Regions from separate parts of the Homo sapiens genome. Here region 2 is linked to region 1. A link is an interaction called in ENCODE POLR2A ChIA-PET data of the cell type or tissue named here. Cell type or tissue: HepG2. All regions are shown on one strand. Each heading gives the region's core, and the rest is flanking DNA. Links, peaks and the distances in the headings are about the cores only. Region 1 has its middle 7.9 kb from the start of DDX3X. Region 2 overlaps NYX (nyctalopin).

Region 1 (11,021 bases), core at 2,031-10,030:
TGTGTCTGATGACACATTTGGGAGGAACGAAGGGATCCAGCAGCAAGAAGGGGATTGAACCATTGGTTTCAGGTTGCAGTTCTCCACCAAGAATTTTTTGAAGTGTAAGGCCTGATCTTGCTTATATAGGACTGATTAAATTTTTTTCTTTCTTTCTTTCTTTTTTCTTTTCTTTTTTTGTTTGTTTTGAGTTGGAGTCTCACTCTGTAGCCCAGGCTGGAGTGCAGTGGTACAATATCCAGCATTGCAACCTCTGCCTCTTGGGTTCAAGCGATTCTCCTGCTGCAGCCTCCCCAGTAGCTAGGACTACAGGTGCACACCACCATGGTCGGCCGGCTAATTTTGGTGTTTTTAGTTAGAGACAGGGGTTACAGGCGTGAGCCACCGCGCTCATACTAATTTTTTTTTTTTTTGAGATGGAGTTTTGCTCTTGTTGCTCAGGCTGGAGTGCAATGGTGTGATCTCAGCTCACTGCAACCTCCAACTCCGAGGTTCAAGCAATTCTCCTTCCTCAGCCTCTCTAGTAGCTGGAATTACAGGCGCCTGCCACCACGTCTGGCTAATTTTTGTATTTTTAGTAGAGATGGGGTTTCACCATGTTGGTCAGGCTGGTCTCGAACTCCTGACCTCAGGTGATCCTCCTGCCTTGGCCTCCCAAAGTGCTGGGATTACAGGCATGAGACACCGCGCCCGGCCCTTACATTTTCATTGCAGTAAATACTTGAGCCTCAAAACCTGAGAATGCTTTCCAGCCCCATCTCTAATCAGGACCTTGTCTTGTCAATTTTCCCTCCATGAGACAGCTCTGGTGAAACAGTAACAGAGGGACGGGGAACACCGAGGTATTGATGTCTGGGCCAGAGCTGCCATCCAGGGCCCCACACCCCACCTTTGGTCCAGACAGCCCCTTGGCCCAGGTGTCCCTGCTGCCAGAACACATTGGACTGGGGTACAGGAGTTGCATATTCCATGAAGCCGGTGTCAGGGGAAGCAGGAACTCTCACATTAGCCAGGTTATTCCTCTCCTCCGGGCCAATTTCCCTCCACAACCCAGGGGTTTCAGTCTCACATCAACTATCATGTTTTAAAACAGAAAACATGCCTGTAGTCCCACCACTTTGGGAGGCCGAGGTGGGTGGATCACCTGAGGTCAGGAGTTCGAGACCAGCTTGGCCATCATGGCAAAACCCCATCTCTACTAAAAAAAAAATTAGCCGGGCATGGTGGCACATGCCTGTAATCCCAGCTACTAGGGGGGCTGAGGCAGGAGGATCACTTGAACCTGGGAGGCAGAGGTTGCGGTGAGCCGAGATCATGCCACTGCACTCCAGCCTGGGCAACACAGCGACTCTGTCTCAAAAACAAAAACAGAAAATAGGCAAAATGTTTGGCTAAAATAAAATGAAAACACTGCAGGGAAGAGGCTTGAGTGTGCTGGTGGACAGGCCGCCCTGCTCACCTGTGGGAAGGGCAGGGCCAGCAAGGGCAGGAGAGCTCCCTGTGGGCAGCTAGGCTGGGTGTGGATGTGGTCCTCCAAGTGGTCCCAGGGAGGATGCAGGGACAGGAACAGTCCAGGCAGACAGCTCTCAGATGAGTAGGGCTCTGCCTGAGGTGTTCTGGCATCAGGAGGCTGCCTGACCCCCAATGGGCATGACACAGGCTCCAGGGAGCAATGGGACATCGGCCCAAAGGATCAAAGCCCAATTTGGTCAGATCCCAAGCTTTACCTACATTATGTCTCTGGCTCTGCGAAGGGTACCCCCAACTCTGGGGACAAGCCATGGCCTCAAGTGGCAGCTGGCTACGCTGCTGAAATCAGGACACATCTGTATCATACTCACAGAAAGCTGCGCCATCCTAGTGTGACAGGCCACACTCCGTCACCCTAGGGGAAGCTGGAAAAGAACTCCAGATGTGCCCTGGAGAGCCCTCCACCTCTCAGGGGCCACCTCCCAGGGTGCCCCCACCACCCCATTCTTCGAGTTTGGCTTGAGATTTTAGGAAGCATAATTTCAGGTGAGGAAGATAACAAAGTCTGGTCCCAACCCACTCTGCTGGCAAGGATCACTCCCCACCTAGTCGGCATCAGAGGAAGCCACGTATACAGACAGGACACACATAGCACACACGGGGCATAAGGAACCGTGCCTGCACACCACTCACACACACATGACATGACCAAGTGGCAGCCAGAGAGGCCAGGGCATGCTCAGGGGGCCGCCTTCGGGGCATCCATGTAGTCTGGGTTGGAAGGAGGCTGGCTGGTGGGGTAGGGCGTGGCTGCTCCTCCAGCCAGGGTCTCGAAGTAGGCCGGCGGGCCCATGGGCTGGGCCGGGTAAGGTGATGGGTACTGCACTGGGTAGGATGCTGCTGGCATTCCTGGCTTGGGGGGGGCATGGGGTGGTAGCCCTGGTAGTCCAGGGTAGCTAGGTGGCACACTTGGAGGCTGAGGGTAAGGGGCATGCACCACAGTGGTGGGCGTGGTGGTGCTCACAACTGGACATGGTCAGCGGCACATCTTGTAGAGGGAGCAGCAGGAGCAGGTGAAGCAGATGATGATAGTGACGACAGACAGCACAAAGATGGTCAGGCCGACGGCCACGGTCGCTCTGAACCCCATGTTAGCCTCTGCCTTCACCCAGGGGCTTCCTGTTCCCCTAGACTTCCCCTTTCCATCATGGGCCACTCAGTTCCAATTTCCTCTCCTTTCGGAGAAAAGGAAAGCAAATCTCCCGATGATGTCAGCCACAGGAAGGACCACTTCATGAACTTTCGAGTCCATGATGGCATTTTTCTCCTTAGAACAGCTACTGTGCTTTTGGTACTATTCATTCATTTGTTCCACATTTACAAAGATGAATAGAATGCAGGCCCCACCGTAGAGGAGCTCACAGTCTAGATGACTGGCACTACATACTGCCTCATGTTGTGTCACAATCTTTTTGTGCATGTGTCTTGTGTCTCCAATTCCATGACAGCAGAGGCCATGTCCTAAACTTCTTTGTCTTCCCCAGAGCCCTTACTTAGCATGGTGTTCAATAAACGTCTCTTTTTTTTTTTTTTTTTTTTGAGATGGAGTCTTACTCTGTCACCCAAGCTGGAGTGCAGTGGCGCAATCTTGGCTCACTGCCACCTCCACCTCCCGGGTTCAAGCGATTCCCCTGCCTTAGCCTCCCGAGTACCTGGGATTACAGGTGCATGCCACCACACCCAGCTAATACTTTTTGTAGTTTTAGTAGAGATGGGGTTTCACCATGTTGGCCAGGCTGGTCTCAAACTCCTGGCCTCAGGTGATCCACCTGCCTCAGCCTCCCAAAGTGCTGGGATTATAGGCGTAAGCCACCACACTTATCCAATAAACATCTCTTGAATAAGTAAAATAATTTGATTTGATTTGGTACTTTCCTCTTCCGTGGTTTACTTCTGCCACCTAGATAAAATAATGTATCACCCATATGTAGAAATGTATTTTATTTATTTATTTATTTTATTATTATTATTTTTTATAGAGATGAGGTCTCACTTTGTTGCCCGCTCGAACTCCCAGGCTCAAGTGATCCTCCCACCTCAGCCTCCCAAAGTGCTGGGATTACAGGTGTGAGCCACCGCACCCAGCCTAGAAACTTGTAAGTGAGGAAATTGAGGCACAGAATGGTGAAGTAACTTGTTCCAGGCTGCAAGTGACTCATGGTTGCTTCATTCAAAATATATGCTGGACAACTTTGGAACCAAAGACAGCTATATATCCTTGATGCCAGTATTTAGATGTCTCTTAGATTCTGAGATGCAAATTGTGCCTTCATATACACACACACAGACTTTATCAAAATCATGTATATGTTTGAAGCCAGACTCTGGTTTATGCAAAATGATTAATATTTCTTCTTATATTCAATATCAAGTTGTGTGAAAGGTAACACATGATAGGTTCAAAAATATTCCAGAGAGGAAAGAGTGGGTGGCAGTTGGTGAGCTGCAACATTTTTCCTTTCACAGAACAATTCTTGTAGAAGAAACAGCATCGCTGACTTTTTCTATTTTCAGCACAAAGTAACACTTAACTGATTAATATTCAAGTGAAGGTGTACAGCCACAAACCTCATTTAATCAACAAGCAATGCAAAACAACAAACTAATGCACAGCGGGGATGCAAACGGGTGGTCTGCCAGCGAAACTGAACTCACAGAAAGGGTTTCAAGAGTTCTCAACTTAATTTTGAATACATAAGAAATGATATTTATAATATTTCTTTTTCTTTCTTTCTTTTTTTTTTTTTTGAGATGGAGTTTTGCTCTTTCACCCATGCTGGAGTGCAGTGGCGCAATCTCGGCTCACTGCAACCTCCACCCCCAACCCGGGGTTCAAGCAATTCTCCTGCCTCAGTCTCCCAAGTAGCTGGGATTACAGGCATGTGCCAGCACACGTGGCTAATTTTTGGATTTTTAGTAGAGACGAGGTTTCACCATGTTGGCCAGGCTGGTCTTGAACTCCTGACCTCAGGTGATCCACCCACCTTGGCCTCCCAAAGTGCTGGGATTACAGGTGTGAGCCACCACACCCAGCTGATATTTATATTTCTATAAGGCAAGAAAAATACAGGAAAACCAAACACTCATCTACCCATCAACCCGGCTGAAAAACAGAACAGTACCAGTAGCCCTGAAGCCTTCTAGACACAAACAGTACACTGAAATAATCAGAATTAGCTGCCAACAGTTACAAATTGGGACATTTCACACAAAAATCTGGATTTCCAGCCTCTCTTGAAAAAGCTGGCATCACTGTGCCTATATTCCCATAGGGAAATAAGGGGCTGGCCCTTCATGGGGCACCCATGCCGATCACCCCATCCCACCCTCATCTGTTCTCTGCTGCCTCCTCCATCCACATGACCTGCCCAGCCCTGGAGACATCTGCATTGGTAACCCCTGCCATGTGTTTCCTTTCTGGGTTGGCTCCTTCTCCCTTGATGCTGTTCAAGCTCTCCATTTCCCTAGTTCTCCTGCCTGTGCTTTGGGCCGTCTCCTTTCTTGGTGGAGCAGGACCTTTAAGAGGCCAGGCAAGGTGGTTCATGCCTATAATCCCAGCACTTTGAGGGGCCGAGATGGGAGGATCGCTTGAGCCCAGGAGTTCAAGACCAGCCTAGGCAACATAGTGAGACCCCGTTTCTACAAAAAAAAATTTAAAAACCTAGCCAGTCACGGTGGTGCACCTCTGTGGTCCTAGCTACTCAGGAGACTGAGGCAGGAGAATCACTTGAGTCCAGGAGTTCCAGGCTGCAATGAGCTATGATCATGCCACTGCAACTCCGGTATGGGTGACAGAGTGAGATCCTGTCTCTTAAAAAAAAAAAAAAAAAGGCACTAGGCTCCATGGAGATGTGCAGACAAGGAGAAATGGTCTGCCCTCAGTAAACGTGTAGCTGTGGAGGAAACTGACCTGTGGGCCAGGCGCAGTGGCTCATGCCTGTAATCTCAGCACTTTGGGAGGCTGAGGCGGGAGGATCACAAGGGGCCAGGAGTTTGAGACCAGCCTGGCCAACATGGTGAAATCCCATCTCTACTAAGAATACAAAAATCAGGCGGGTGTGGTGGTGCACGCCTGTAATCCCAGCTACTCGGGTGGCTGAGGCAGGAGAATTGCTTGAACCCGTCAGGCAAAGGTCGCAGCGAACCAAGATTGCACCACTGCACTCCAGCCTGGGCGACAGAGTGAGACTGTCTCAAAAAAAAAAACAAAAAAAAACCGACCTGTGTCTGATTACATATCATACAAGACAGGCAAAGATAGAAATAGAAAGAGGGTTACGGGAGCACAGAGCAGGAAAGACTGTATTAGTCAAGGTCTTCCAGAGAAACAGAACCAATAGGATGCATGGGTATGTGTGTGTGTGTATGGAGAGAGAGAGAGCGAGAAAGAGAGAGAAAGAGAGAGAGACAGAAAGAGAGAAGAGAGAGAGTATGTATGTATTTAATGAATCGGCTTACATGATAGTGGGGTTAGCAAGTCCAAAATCTTTAGGACAAGCTGCAGGCTGGAGACCCAAGGAAAAGTTGATGTTGCAGTCTTGAGTCTAAAGGGAGTCTGGAGGCAGAATTCCCTCTTCCTAGGGAGACCTCAGTGTTTTAAAGCCATCAGCTGACTGGATGAGGCCTGCCTGCAATATGGAGGCTAACCCACTTTATTCAGTCTACTGATTCAAATATCAGTCTCATCTAAAAAATACCTTTACATGGCTGGGCGCGGTGGCTTATGCCTATAATCCCAGCACTTTGGGAGGTTGAGGCGGGTGGATCACCTGAGGTCAGGAGTTCGAGACCAGCCTGGCCAACATGGTGAAACCCCATCTCTACTAAAAATAAAAAAATTAGCCGGTGTGGTGGTGCACACCTGTAATCCCAGCTACTCGGGAGACTGAGGCAGGAGAATCGCTTGAACCCGGGAGGTGGACGTTGCAGTGAGCCAAGATTGCACCACTGCACTCCAGCCTGGGCGACAGACCGAGATTCCATCTCAAAAAATAAAAAATAATAAAAAATATATTTACAGTGACGTCTAGACTGATGTTTGACCAAATATCTGGGTACCGTGGCCTAGCCAAGTTGACACATTAAAATTAACTGTCATTGGCTGAGTGAGTGTGTATGCAGGGATTAGAAGGTGGAAGCACAGGTGCCGGGAGGGACGTGGTGAACAAAGGTGCAGAGGTGGGGAGATGCTGAGCATGCTCAGAGAATAGTGAGAAGTCCAGTAGAGGAGCAAAAAGTGCAGCCTGGGGGTGGGGTGGTAAAAGGGGGCAAAGTGCACAAGATGGGTGGGGAACCATGGAGGATAGGAGCCATCGTGACTGGATAGGCACTAGGTCTGCAATGACCTTGAATGCCATGGGAGGTGTCAGAGGTTTTCAAGCAGGGAAATGGCACAACAGGACTGTGTTCAAGAAGAAAACTCTGGTAGACACACAAAGGGTGAGGTAGAGGGGGAGAGGTTGGAAAGTTCTATGGGACAAATGATCCATTTTGTTTGTTTGTTTGTTTTTTGAGATAGAGTTTTGCTCTTGTTGCCCAGGCTGGAGTGAAGTGGGGTGATCTTGGCTCACTGCAACCTCCGCCCCCCAGGTTCAAGCGATTCTCCTGGCTCAGCCTCCTGAGTAGCTGGGATAACAGGCGCCCGCCAACATGCCCGGCTAATTTTTTTTAATATTTTTAGTAGAGACGGGGTTTTGCCGTGCTGGCCAGGCTGGTCTTGAACTCCTGACCTCAGGTGATCTGCCCGCCTCAGCCTCCCAAAGTGGTAGGATTGCAGGCGTGAGCCACCGCGCCTGGCAATTTTTTTTTTTTTTTTTGAGACAGGGTCTCACCCTGTGCCTTAGCCTCCTGAGTAGCTGGGACTACAGGTGCATGCCACTACACCTGGCTAATTTTTTATTTTTTGTAGAGATGGGAGCTTGCTATGTTGCCCAAGCTGGTCTCAAACTTCTAGATTCAATGGATCCTCCCACCTTGGCCTCCCAAAGCTGAGATTATAGGCGTGAGCCACCAAGCCTGGCCCAGTTTTTCTTTTTCTTTCTTTCTTCTTTTTTTTTTTTTTTAATTTTTATTTATTTAAGAGATGGGGCCTCGATCTGCTGTCCAGGCTGGACTGTAGTGCACTCATAGCTCTCTGCAGCCTCAAACTCCTGAGCTAAAGAGATCCTCCAGCCTCAGCCTCCCAAGTAGCTAGGACTACAGGCATGAACCACTGTGCTCAGTTTGTATTTCTTGAGAGGACACTGGGTTGGACAGTTATAGCAAGATATCTTTAAAGGGCTGAGTGTGGTGGCCCATGCCTGTAATCCCAGCACGTTAGGAGGCTGAGGCTGGAGGACCACTTTAGCTCATGAGTTTGAGGCTGCAGAGAGCTATAAGTGCACTACAGTCCAGCCTGGACAGCAGATTGAGACCCTGTCTCTTTAAAAAAAAAAAAAAAAAGAAAGTCTTTAAATAATTCAAAGTTAAAACCTTGAAAAAGGTCCAGGCGCGGTGGCTCACGCCTGTAATACCAGCACTTTGGGAGGCCGAGGTGGGCGGATCACAAGATCAGGAGATCAAGACCATCCTGGCTAACACGGTGAAAACCCGTCTCTACTAAAAATACAAAAAATTAGCCGGGCGTGGTGGTGGGCGCCTGTAGTCCCAGCTACTTGGGAGGCTGAGGCAGGAGAATGGTGTGAACCTGGGAGGCAGAACTTGGAGTGAGCCGAGATCGCGCCACTGCACTCCAGCCTGGGTGACAGAGCGAGACTCTGTCTCAAAAAAACAAACAAACAAAAAAAACCTTGAAAAAGTTTTAAAAGCTTTAAAAATGATTAACTCTAATAGACATCAAAGAAGGTCTGTAGGACAATAACAGCAATAATCTGTAAGTAGGAAGGTGTAGGGGAGAGTAAATTGGTTTGAAGTACAGAGCATATAATTCCAACAAAGGACTGCTATGCAGCCCACAGCCCTATCTGTGAGGTAAGGCTAGGCTTTAAGTTCTGCATCACCTGAGAGAGTGATTGCTTAAAATGCCCCTACTACCTAAGAGGCAGCTCGGCCTCCTGAGGGCATATGACCCAACCCCCTTCACTATACTTCCAAGACTTCAGTCTTCGGTCACTTTGCATGAACAAAGGCAGAAATGCACTGAGCTTTGCTGTTTGAAAATATTTTTAGCAATTTTAGTGGTAGAAAAGATGCCCTTTGATACAATTTTGTTTTTGATCTTGTCTTCTTTGAGGAAGGAAAGCAGATTCCAGGCCGGATCTGCTGTTTGAGAGTATAATAATTGCCTAAGGCCAGGCGTGGTAGCTCACGCCTGTAATCCCAGCACTTTGGGAGGCCGAGGCGGGCAGATCACCTGAGATCGGGAGTTCGAGACCAGCCTGACCAACACGGAGAAACCCCGTCTCTACTAGAAATAGAAAATTAGCTGGGCGTGGTGGCGCATGCCTGTAATCCCAGCTACTCGGGAGGCTGGGGCAGGAGAATCGCTTGAACCCAGGAGGCGGAGATTGCGGTGAGCCGAGATCGTGCCATGGCACTCCAGCCCCTGGGTGATAGAGCGAGACTCCGTCTCAAAAACAAAAAACAAAAAACAGAGAGAGTAAGTACGGAACTGCATTTACCTCCACACCTATAATTATCCTTCTTATTATAGGGAAGTTCTATGTCTTTGAACTTTATTCCAAATCCACCCTAAAGAAAAGTATGGATCAGCTGGACCCAGGAGGCCCTTCCCCTGGACCTTGCAGAAAAATGACTGACAATCATGAAATTCACTAAAGGCTTTAAGGTACCTATCTCTTGGAATCCCTTTTACAACTCCTTTTCTTCTAGCTTCGGAATAGTCTAATTATCTTTGTCCCAGGTTTTAGGTTACTTGGGCACATTATTTATGTGCATCGCAATAATGTGATTTCAGTCTATCTCTGTCTCCATTCTGCATAGAGAGGTGTGACAAATTTCCTGTCCTCTGTGGGCTCACACACAGCTGCAGTACCACACGGAATTACAGTGGAAGTTTGAACAGTGGAGACTGTGGGAGCCCAGTGCCCAGAGCAACCTACTCTACTAAGGGAGTTGAGAGGATGGGGAGCTAGACACGTGTTATGTGGATCCAGAGCCACTTGGTACTAAGCTCTTACTCCCTGCAAAACACTTAAAAAAAAAAAAAAAGATCTTAAACACTACCTCTCCTCCCCCCCACCCCCGCCTTCTTTTTGAGACGAGTTTCACTCTGTCGCCCAGGCTGGAGTGCAGTGGCGCAATCTCAGCTCACTGCAAACTCCACCTCCTGGACTCAAGCGATTCTCCCACCTCAGCCTCTGGAGTAGCTGGGATTACAGGCGCGCGCCACCAAGCCGTAACTCCTGGAATCAAGTGATCCCGCGTGCCTAGGCCTCCCAAAGTGCTGGGATTACAGGCATTATCCACCACGCCCTGCCTCGCAGAGCACTTTCAATTCATGCACAAGCCCTTGAATCCCAAACACTCTTGGAGGCAGAGACTACTTTTATTCCAACTTTATAGATAAGGAAGCCAGGGCACTGTCAAGGGAGTTGCCTGGTGCCTGTAAGCAGGGAGCTGAACTGGTAGTTAGAGGAATTGCAATTCCCAGGCTCTGGTTCACTGCGCTACCTCCAGGAATGGGGGTGGAAGTGGAGGGAGGGGGCGGTGTTGCAGGAAGTACATTTGCTTCAATATGAACAGTTAAAATGCCTGGAAACATTAAGAAAGGGAGCGTGCAAAAAAAAATTTCCCTGGTTTCAGCCATTTCTTTCTTTTTTTTTTTTGGGGGGGGGCGGAGTCTTGCTCTGTCGCCCAGGCTAATTTTTGTATTTTTTTTAGAGACGGGGTGTCACGGTGTTAGCCAGGATGGTCTCAGTCTCCTGACCTCGTGATCCGCCCGCCTCGGCCTCCCAAAGTGCTGGGATTGCAGGCGTGAGCCACCGCGGCCGGCCTGGTTTCAGCCATTTCTAACCCTTTTTTAGGTCACTTCAAATAAAATTTGCAAATAACTGCCATGTGGAGAAAATATGCAAATGTTGCTAAACGGAAAAGTCATTCGGAGTGCTGTGAAAGTTGGCTCATTTATTTAGCTGCCTCAAGTGTGCACATCATTCTTTTTCAAAGTGAATGTGTTTAAAGACAAAGCTTTGTATGTTTTCCCGCTTCCTCTCCAATTGGATATTCCAATTATAACGTATTGATTAACAAAATACCCTGGTGGTTTGAACCAAGTATGCCTATGAGCAGGGGTTAATTGAAAATAGGGAACTGCTGTATATTTCAATTCTTTTAGGTACTCCCATGGCGGTACCCTGTACTCGGCTCTACTCAAAAGTAAAACAAAGCCCAGAACCAGGGTAGTCAGTGCATCCCATTGTTGCTATATGCAGTTTGAAGAGCTGTCGGAACTCACAGTTTTCGAACCTGACTCATGTTTACCCTGGTTCATAGGAAAACGAAACTGAAACAAAACCGAGGTCCTTCACCAA
Region 2 (11,021 bases), core at 2,845-10,844, 140 kb after region 1:
ACTTTTAAAGAAACAACCTCATTGTTTCCAATTTGGAAGTCCCATTTTACATTCCACCGGCAGTGTAAGACAGTCCCACCTGTTCCACATGTTCTCCAACACTTGGCACCTGTTTTAGTCCCTTCAGGCTATTGTATCAAAGTTCCATAAACTGGGTGGCTTATAAGCAACAGAAATGTATTTATCACAATTCTGGAGGCTGGAAGTCCAAGATTGGGGTGCCAGCATGGTTGGGTTCTGGTGATGGCTCTTTCCTGGGCTGCAGGCTGCTGTCTTCTTATAGTATGGCCAGTCTTTCTAATTTTAGCCATTCTAATAGGTGGCTACTTTAATTTGTATCTCCCTAACAACTAATGATGTTGAGCATCTTTTCATGTGCTTATTTATCTTCTGTCTATCTTTTTTTGGTGAAATGTTTCTGCAAATATTTTGCCCATTTATTAATTGGATTATTTTCTTATTGAGTTTTGGGAGTTCTTCATATATTTTAAATACAAGTCTTTAATGAGATATGTGACTTACAAATATTTTCTCACAGTCTATTGCCCGTCTTTTCATTTACTTTGCAGTGTCTTTGAAAGAGAAGAAGTTTTAAATTTTGATGAAGTCTAGTTTATTATTATTATTTTTAATTTTATGGTTATTGCTTTTTCTTCTTCTCTCTCTCTTTTTTTTTGTCCCAAGAAATCTTCACCTACCTCTAGGTAACAAAGATACTCTCCTGTGTTATCTCCACGAAGCTTTGTAAGTTTTAGCTTTTACATTTAGGTTTACGGTCCATCTAAAATGAATTTTGCGTATGGTGTGAGGTAGGTGTTGAGATTCTTTTTACTTTCCAGGGATTACACTATGCATCCTTGTCGTGGTCTACCTTGAATTAATCTTGTATTGCTTCAAGTATAATGTAAGATCCTTATGAGAGTACAATTCAATTCACCTCCCTTCTCATCCTTCATGTAATTGTTGTCATAGTTTTCATTTACGTGTTTTAAACTCCACAATACATTGTTATTTTTGTTTTAAATAGTCACTTGTCTTTTAAGCAATTAAGGTGAGAAATAGTAGTCTCTTTTTTTTTTTTTTTCTGAGACGGAGTTTTGCTCTTGTTGCCCAGGCTGGAGTGCAGTGGCGCAATCTCGGCTCACTGCAACCTCTGCCTCCTGGGTTCAAGCGATTCTCCTGCCTCAGCCTCCCGAGTGGCTGGGACTACAGGTGTGCGCCACCACACCCAGCTAATTTTTGTATTTTTAGTAGAGACGGGGTTTCACCATGTTGGCCAGGATAGTCTAGATCTCTTGACCTAGTGATCTGCCCGCCTCGGCCTCCCAACGTGCTGGGATTACAGGCATGAGCCACCACGTCCAGCCCAATGCCTGGCTAATTTTTTGTATTTTTAGTAGAGACAGGGTCTCATCATGTTGGCCAGGCTGGTCTTGAACTCCTGACCTCAGGTGATCCACCCCCCCATCGGCCTCCCAAAGTGCTGGGATTACAGGGGTGAGCCACCGTGCCGGCCAGTAGTCTTTTATATTTAGTAACATACTTACCATTTCCATCGCTCTTTATTCCTTCTTGTAGACCTAATTTTCATCTACCAGCATTTTCTTTCAGACTGAAGAATGTCTTCATTTCCTGTGCAGAAGATCTGCTGGAGAAGAATTTTCTCAGATTTTGTTTACCTGAAAATATCTCTATTGCCCTTCATTTCTGAAGATATTTTTACTGGAGAGAGAGAGAATTCTAGGTTGCCAAATTTTGCTTTTCATTCAGCGCTTAAAGAGCACTAATCCCATTCTTTTTTTTTTTTTTTAAAACAAGGTCTGGCTCTGTGGCCCAGGCAGGAATTCAGTGGCATGATCTCCACTTACTGCAACCTCTGTCTCCTGGGCTTAAGCGATCCTCCCACCTCAGCCTCCCAAGTAGCTGGGATTACAGGCACATGCCACCACACATAGTTAATTTTTGTGTAGAGACAGGGTTTTGCCATGTTGCCCAGGCTGGTCTCAAACTCCTGGGCTCAAGCGATCCACCCACCTCGGCCTCCAAAAGTGCTAGGATTACAGGCATGGGCCACTGTGCCCAGCCACTAATCCCATTCTTGATCATCCACTCTCCTGACCTAAGTACCTCTCAAAGTCTCCATCTCCTAATACCATCACTTTGGGGGTTAGGATTTCAACACATAAATTTGGAAGGCGGACATAAACATTCAGACCATAACTGTGATTATCTTTTACTGTTTTTTACTCTATGTAATATGTCTTTTTGTTTTGGATACTTTTAAGAATTTTCTATCTTTGGCTATGATGGGCCGTGCGTGTGTGTGTGTGTGTGTGTGTGTGTTTTATGTTACTTGGGGCTTGCTAAGCTTCTTGTTTTAATCAAATTTGGAAACTGTCATCAACTATCTTTTAGCCATATTCTGTATCTTCTCTCCTCTGAGACTCCACATACATGTATATTAGTCTAATTGCTTGATATTGTTCCACAGGTCATTGAGGCTCTGATAATTTTTCCCCCAGTCTTCTTTTTATTTTCTCTCTGTGCTTCACTTTGGTTAATAACTACTCGCCTCTCTTCAAGTTTATGAAGATTTTCTTCTGCAGTGTCTAATCTGCTATTTATCTTATTCAATAATTTTTAAAATTTCAGCTATTGTTTCAGTACTAAGATTTCTACTGGGTTCCTTTTTAGAGTTTCCATACCTCTTCTAAAATTCAGATTCCCCATGTCTTTGCCCATGATCCCTATCTTTTCCTGTAAATTCCTTAACATATTTATAGCAAATCTTTGCTTGGTAATTCCAACATGTGGGCTGTCTGAATCTGCTTCTGCTGTTTTTTTTTTCCTTCTTGACAAGTGTCATGTTTGCTGCTTCTTCACATGTCTACTAGTATTTGGTTGTACACTGGATACTGCGGAGCCAGTGGTAGAAACTCTGGATTCTCTTGTCTTCTGTTGAAGAGTGTAGAATTTTGTTCTGGCATTCAGTTAAATTACTGGCAGATCACCTTGTTCCCTGAAAGCCTTGGTTTTAGGCTTTTTAAGGGTAGGACTACTTGAGTTTTGCCTTTAGTCCTGGGAAATGGTCTTCACTCCTGAGGCATGGTCCTTTGGGGTTTCAGTGGAAAGCTCAAGGTATTTGACAAGCTCCTCTAACTTGGCAGACCTTGAACTCTTTTTTTTTTTTTTTTAAGATAGAGCCTTGCTCTGTTGCCCAGGCTGGAGTGCAGTGGCATGATCTCAGCTCACTGCAACCTCCACCTGTAGTCCCAGCTACCTGCCCCCCGAGTAGCTGGGACTACAGGTGCCTGTCACCACACCCAGCTATTTTTTTTTTTTTTTTGTATTTTTAGTAAAGATGAGGTTTTACCATGTTGGCTGGTCTCGAACTCCTGACCTCAAGTGATCTGCCTGCCTCGCCTTCCCAAAGTGCTGGGATTACAGGCGTGAACCACCACGCCCAGCTGGGACCTTGAACTCTTAAACTGCCTCCTGTCACTGGGCAATTGCTAAAATCTCTGTTTAGGTCTTTTGGTGTTTAGTTCTTGCTTTCCCCTTGGGCTCCCTGGAGTCATCCCACACATATGCCCTTCAGAACTCAGCCAAGGACATAAGGGGAACCTGTATACTAACTTTGTGGCTCCTCTTTTGAGGCTCCCTTTTTCCATGTTTTCCCTCCTCAATTTCCAGCCACTGTGGCAGCTATAAATGCTGACCTCTAAGCTGTCAGCTTGCTTTCTGCTTTAGCTTCACTCACCATGTGCTGTGTGGACTTGAAATTGCCCTGAGAGAGCCGGGCCCAGAGGCTCACGCCTGTGATCCCAGCACTTTGGGAGGCCGAGGCAGGAGGATCTCTTGAGGTCAGGAGTTCAAGACCAGCCTCGGCAACATAGTGATACCTTGTCTACATAAAATTAGCTGGGCATGGTGGTACATACTTGTAGTCCCAGCTACTTGGGAGGCTGAGGTGGGAGGATTACCCAAGCCCAGGGAGGTCAAGACTGTGGTGAACCGAGATTGCACCACCGCACTCCAGCCTGGGCAACGGAGAGAAGAGACCCTGTCTAAAAAAATAAAAAATAAAAAAAAAATCCTGAGAGGAAAAATCAGTTAGATGCACATCTCACCTAGTTTGTGTCTCTTCTTTGAAGGGTTGCATCGACTCTGATTGCCTGTTTTGGTTGTTCCCTGGTGCTTTAAAACAATTTTTTTTTTTTTTTGAGACAGAGTTTCGCTCTTGTAGCCCAGGCTGGAGTGTAATGGCGTGAACCTGGCTCACTGCAACCTCTGCCTCCCAGGTTCAAGCAATTTTCCTGCCTCAGCCTCTCGAGTAGCTGGGATTACAGGTGCCCGCCACCATGCCTGGCTAATTTTTTTTTTTTTTTGTAGTTTTAGTAGAGACAGGGTTTCGCCATGTTGGCCAGACTGGTCTTTTTTTTTTTTTTTTTTTTTTTTTGAGATGAATTTTCGCTCTTGTTGCCCAGGCTGGAGTGCAATGGTGTGATCTTGGCTCACTGCAACCTCCGCCTCACGAGTTCAAGAGATTTGCTTGCTTCAGCCTCCTAAGTAGCTGGGATTACAGGTGCCTGCCACCATGCCAGGCTAATTTTTGTTTGTTTGTAGTTTTAGTAGAGGCAGGGTTTCGCCATGTTGGCCAGACTGGTCTCGAACTCCTGACCTCCGGTGATCCACCCACCTCGGCCTCCCAAAGTGCTGGGATTACAGGTGTGAGCCACCACGCCCAGCTAAAACAATTTTTTTAAAAAAATTTTGTCCAGAGTCTACCATAGATAGCAGTGGGAATGTTAGTCTGATAGAAGCTACTCTGCCATGATTGCAGTAGAACTCATCCACATATATTATTATTAAAAGAATTTTTTTTTGGTGCCTTGCTTTTCTGGCTCACTAAACATGTACTTAGTCTTTATACTGAACAAACCAATACAGTTTTGCTGTCAGTTCTGAGAATTTACTTGACTTAATTTATTATTATTATTATTTATTATTTATTATTTTAGATGGAGTCTCACTGTGTCACTCAGGCTGGAGTACAGTGGCATGATCTTGGCTCACTGCAACCTCTGCCTCCCGGGTTCAAGCGATTCTTGTGCGTCAGCCTCCTGAGTAGCTGGGATTACAGGCGTGTGCCACTGCGTCTGGCTAATTTTTGTATTTTTAGTAGAGACGGGGTTTCACCATGTTGGCCAGGCTGGTCTCGAACTCCTGACCTCAGGTGATCTGTCTGCCTCTGCCTCCCAAAGTGCTGGAATTACAGTCATGAGCCACCGCGCCTGGAGACTTAATTTATTATTTTTTGGGAGGACAAGGTCTTGCTCTGTTGTCCAGGCTGGAGTTCAGTGGTCCAATCATAGCTCACTGTAATCTTGAACTCCTGGGCTCAAGTAATCTTCCTGCCTCAGCCTCCTGAGTAGCTGGGACTACAGGTGCACACCACTGTGCATGGCTAATTTTTTTATTTTTTATAGAGATAGGGGTCTCACTATATTGCCCAGGCTGGTCTGAAACTCCTGGGCTCAAGCGATCCTCCTGCCATAGCCTCACAAAGTGCTGGGATTACAGGTGTGAGCCACTGTACCCGGCCTTGACTTAATTTAAATGTCACTAAATAATCCAGTAAATTAGTTATTGCTCCTAATGGCTATCAAAGTTTCAGAGGCTAAAAATAAGTCTCTAATAGTGACAATTTCTTGAGTGTTTAATTAAAGTTTAAACTCTAATCTATTTTTTGAAATAGGTAACATAGCCACATGGTTCAAAATGTTAAAGGCTAAAAGCAGTGTACATTGAGAAGCTTCAGTCTCACTCTTCTCATATATGTTTTTTAAACATAGGCAGCTACCTTTCTGATCTCTTGCATTATACAAATTGGTTGTATCCTGACTGTTGTAATCCCAGGAGTTCCTTGACAAATAATTTTTTTTTTTTTTTTTTTGAGACAGAGTCTCGCTCTGTTGCCTGGGCTGGAGTGCAGTAGTGTGATCTCAGCTCACTGCAACCTCTGCCTCCCTGGTTCAAGTGATTCTTATGCCTCAGCCTCCAGAGTAGCTGGGACTACAGGCACGCGCCACCACACCTGGCTAATTTTTGTATTTTTAGTAGAGATGGGGTTTCACCATGTTGGCCAGGCTGGTCTTGAACTTCTGACTCCAGTGATCTGCACGCCTTGGCCTCCCAAAGTGCTGGGATTGCAGGCATGAGCACCATGCCTGGCCAGCAAACAATTTTTAAAATAAATGGAGGAATCCTTGCATAGGAAGGCATCATTTAATTCTACAAACGTTTATTGAGCCATACAGTGCGCCTGGAACAGTGTTAGCTATTGTGGGGTATAAACATGAGTCATATGACTGAGTGTACTTTCCTTAATTAGAAAGAAGAGAGTAGAATGAAGGACTATTTGTAAAGAAACCTGATGCCTGATACTTGACCTAGTTGGAAGGGTTGATAGAAAAAGGTTCTGCCTCTTTCCAGCTGAGGCCTGCAGTTAAGGTTATATTCTTGGCCCTGTCTCCCTAGCAGGGTGTCTCCCCAGCCCAGCAGCAGCCCTGTTTACAGCCAGGCTCAGCACAGAGCCCAAGAACCTTGCTGGAAGCTTGGTGTCTATCTCAGTTTTTAGGGAGATGGAAAAGCTAAGTCAGGCATCCTCAACATCAGAATGTTGAAGTGGCTCCAGTTTACAACTGAGGGGCTGTTCAAAGGCCTGAGTGCTCTTCAGCTGTGTCTGAGAGGGCTGGATCCACTTCTCAGCTGCTTAGAAAACATGGAGTGTCCATAACAGATGACCTGAAAAGACACTGGAAACCAAGCAGAGCTACAGAGGTGGCAGCAAGTGTATTCTACATATCCCTTTTGGGGCCACATCTTCAGGTTCCTGCAGGGACTTGGGTAGGCAAGGCCGGGTAATGTGTACAGAATGGGAGGATGTGAGTGGCAGGCCAGGGGTATTTGCTAGGAATTCGGGAGTACTGATGAGGAGGGGTAGAAATTATGAATCGGTGGGCATATTTACATCTGGGTACCGTTTGCTCTCCTACAGGAATTTCAGATAGAGCTGCCCCTGACCATGAAATAAACATTGTGCATCTACCATGCTGTCTTTTCCATTGGTCCTCAAGATTGGGCTTGGGGCCTCTGGCTTCCACAGGGTAGCAGGCCACGATGACATTCTACTTTTTTTTTTTTTTTTTGAGACGGAGTCTCACTCTGTCACCCAGGCTAGAGTGTAGTGGTGCAATCTCGGCTCACTGCAACCTTTGCCTCCTGGGTTCAAGCAATTCTCCTGCTTCAGCCTCCCGAGTAGCTGGGATTATAGGTGCATGCCACCACACCCGGCTAATTTTTGTACTTTTAGTAGAGACAGGGTTTCACCATGTTGGCCAGGCTAGTCTCGAACACCTGACCTTAGGTGATCCACCCGCCTCTGCCTCCCAAAGTGCTGGGATTACAGGCATGAGCCACTGTGCCCAGCCTCATGACATTCTACTTTGCTGCAGGTGGCAAGCCTACTTGTGGGCTTTTGAAGTCTTTATCTGATCCTCCATTCAAATGCTCAAAATGAAAGTAATTTATAAGCAACTTACTCTCCCATGATGATGTAAAAAAGTTTCTAGCAGGCAAGGACTGGTGAATGGAACTTAACTGCAGCGTGTCTATAATTAATTCTTTTGAGATGTGCAAGAAGGTCATTGATTTTATTTAGTATGCTGTCCTTTTGGCTTAATTTTAGTGACTGTTACAGAAAAAAAAAATTGATTGACAGGCTTTTCTTTCATTCCCAATCTCCTGCTCCCTAATTCTCCCTCCTCCTTGAGGCATAATTTACTCAATGGGGGTGTTCAGGAATTGAATTCTTCTGGTGAGAGGAACTATAGTAGCACCAACAGAAATATAACACAAGCCGCATGTTTAAAAATTCTGAGTAGTCACATTAAAAAACGTAAAAAGAAACAGTTAACATTAATTTTAATATTTTATTTAACCCAATATATCTAAAATACCATTGTAACATGTAATCAGTATAAAAATCATTGATGCAGCTGGGTGTGGTGGCTCACACCTGTAATCCCAGCACTTTGGGAGGCCAAGGTGGGCGGATCAACTGAGGTCAGGAGTTTGAGACCAGCCTGGCCAATATGGCAAAACCCTATCTCTACTAAAAATACAAAAATTAGCCGGGTGTGGTGGCACATGCCTGTAATCCCAGCTACTCGGGTGGCTGAGGCAGAAGAATCACTTGAACCTGGGAGGCGGAGGTTGCAGTGGGCCGAGATTAGCGCCATTGCACTCCAGCCTGGCGACAGAGTGAGGACTCTGTCTCAAAAAAAAAAAAAAAAAAATCATTGATGCAGTATTTTACTCTTTTTAAGTCTTTGAAATCTGGTGTGTCTTCTATATGCATAGCACATCTCAATTTGGGTTGGCCACATTTCAAATGCTCAGTAGCCCACGGGGCTAGTGGCTACTGTATTGGGCAGCGCAGATCTAGGGTGAAGGCCACAGCGATGTCCTCGGAGATCCCCCAGGGCCTGCAGACAACAAACCCTCAAGGCCACATTCTAGTGTTCCCCGACCAAACTGAGGGTGGGGCTGCTATTTCTCACGGCCCAATAATGAGATGCAGATGAACTGGGAAAGGAGGGAGTTTTTTATTTCTGTAACTGGTTACAGGGAAAAGGCCTGGAAAATATCTCTAGACCAACTCAAAATTACGAACTTTTCCAGAGCTTATATACCTTCTTTTTTTGGAGGGGGGGGATGGAGTTTCACTCTTTTCACCCAGGCTGGAGTGCAATGGCACTATCTCAGCTCACTGCAACCTCCGCTTTCTGGGTTCAAGCAATTCTCCTGCCTCAGCCTTCTGAGCAGTTGGGATTACAGGTGCCCACCACCATGCCCGGCTAATTTTTGTATTTTTAGTAGAGACGGGGTTTCACCATGTTGGCCAGGCTAGTCTTTAACTCCTCACCTCAGGTGATCTGCCCACCTCGGCCTCTCGAAGTGTTGGGATTACAGGCGTGAGCCACCGCACCTGGCCCAGAGTTTATATACCTTCTAAGCTACATGTCTACGTGTAAGTGTGCATTCATCTAAAGACATGTGATTAACTTCTTTTAATCTATAACTAAGGTCTGAGTCCTGAAGACCTTCCTCTGGAGCCTCAGTAAATTTACTTAATCTAGATGGGTCCAGGTGCTGGGGTGATTACCCTTATTTTGTCTCCTGCTAAATCATGGAGGTTTGGGGAGTTCCTCCAGACCCCCAATAAACTTGTCTGTGGAGGTCTGGGGAGTTTAGACCCCCAGTAAAACTTGTTTAATCCTAAATGGGTCCTGTTAAGAATTATTTCATAATCTTGTCATGCTTTAAGGCCCAGGAAAGGCTTGGGCAAAACTCTTGGTGGGCTTTTGTTACCTTCCAGCCTTTGTATAAGGGCACTGGTGTATATATATATATGTATTTTTTTTTTTTTTTCCCCTGGGGTAACTGGTTCTTTAGCAAGAGGGGAGCACTGGGGAGTATCTTCAGGGTGGCTGAACTTTGCAACCTCTTTAATAAACAACTTCCCCCTGTGCAGTTTGTCCTCCTTTATCACCACACTCCGATGCCCTGGTATTCAGGCAATGGCATCAGGCCCATATTTCCGTAGAGTTCAGAGTTCTGTGAGGTAGAGCATTCCTTCCAATGGGATCTTAGAATTCTTAGAGTTGCAGAATTTTACTGACTAGACTCAGGAGGTCTCAGGAGTCCAGACTTCCTTAAAGCTTGGCTCAAAATTCCAAGGGAGCTCATAACTCCATGGAGCCCAGAGTTCCTGGCTCGGGAACATTGGGAGGCCTGGGATACAGTGGCTTAGCCTCAAGCAAAAAGGTGAACAATATCTTTATGGCTTGAAGGTATACGAAATAATGTCACTACATCGGAGCAGCGCCTCTGCTTGCACACCTATGGGAGTCTGTAGCTGTGACACATAGAAGTTGGCCACATCCATGTCGGTGGCTCCAAAGTGGGTGGCCACACGCACACCCTCGTGCAATGTGAAGCTCACCTGATGACTCACCATGGCCAGCAGGCCGCGGAGGTAACGATCCCGAAGGGCGGCTCGGGCCCGCTGCTTCTGGGATTCCAAGGATTCTTGAGCTATGGAACACTCCTGGATTTCAAGAACCTCTGACTACAGGGGGGCTCTGCGTCCATCAGGGGCAAAGCCACGGCTGAGACCATCAGGGCCTCGGGGCAGCCGGAGCACAGGCACAGGAAAGGTCACTGGAGCCTGCATTGTCTTGGCGAGGTCCGTGGCTACTGTGCGCGCCCCCACTTCCGCCGGCACCCCGCAGTAGAGGCCAGGGCAGGCCCCGAGCCGCGGAGCCTGGGTTCCGCCTGCGCCACCGCCACCAACCCACGTGTCACGGGCAAATTTATTTATTTATTTATTTATTTTTGATATGGAGTCTCACTCTGTCGCCCAGGCTAGAGTGCTGTGGCGTGATCTCAGCTCACTGGAACCTCCGCCTCCCGGGTTCAAGGGATTCTCGTGCTTCAGCCTCCCAAGTAGGTGGGATTACAGGAGCCCGTCACCACGCCCGGCTAATTTTTGTATTTTTAGTAGAGACGGAGTTTCACCATGTTGCTCAGGCTGGTGTGAACTCCTGAGCTCAGGTGATCTGCCCGCCTCGGCCTCCCAAAGTGCTGGGATTACAGGCGTGAGCCACTGCGACCGGTCAGCTTTTAATATTTAACTTAACCATTCAGTCAGTGCCGAAACAGTAGTTATGGAGGCCTGCATTAGTGAGTCCTGGCCTGCCACACTAGGAGCACACAAGTGGTGGTACAGGCAGGAGGGAGTTTAGAACGGGGTCAGCTGCAGGGATTGCAGCTGGGTTTTGCTGATTAAGGTAACCGGAAAGCAAAGGAGCGGGTGTCTTAGGTGGATAAACCCGTGTGAGGCCGCGGAGGTGGGAAGAGGCCATGTGCCTGACACAAGATAACTCGGTGGAGGG

Evidence for each region. Peaks named below come from ENCODE experiments on the same cell type or tissue, not always from the same donor. Only the 100,000 strongest peaks of a DNase experiment are listed, where the experiment ranks them.
Region 2: POLR2A ChIA-PET joins it to region 1 with 7 read pairs; 6 of 35 experiments call an interaction of 5 or more read pairs at or near these places.

What each region holds. Positions count from the first base shown.
Region 1 is chrX:41,320,716-41,331,736 of GRCh38, forward strand. It overlaps the pseudogene SHISA5P1. Among named protein-coding and RNA genes, the nearest start is that of DDX3X, 7.9 kb to the right of the region's middle. RefSeq lists a silencer at 6,681-6,975 and an enhancer at 6,681-6,975. In HepG2, for the core only: a CTCF peak has its summit at 9,864; DNase peaks (open chromatin) are centred at 6,856 and 9,886; H3K4me3 peaks cover 133 bases.
Region 2 is chrX:41,462,354-41,473,374 of GRCh38, forward strand. All of the region lies in intron 2 of NYX (nyctalopin), which reads left to right. It also overlaps the pseudogene GEMIN7P1. Among named protein-coding and RNA genes, the nearest start is that of NYX, 21 kb to the left of the region's middle. In HepG2, for the core only: no CTCF peak of the experiment used is centred there; no DNase peak of the experiment used is centred there.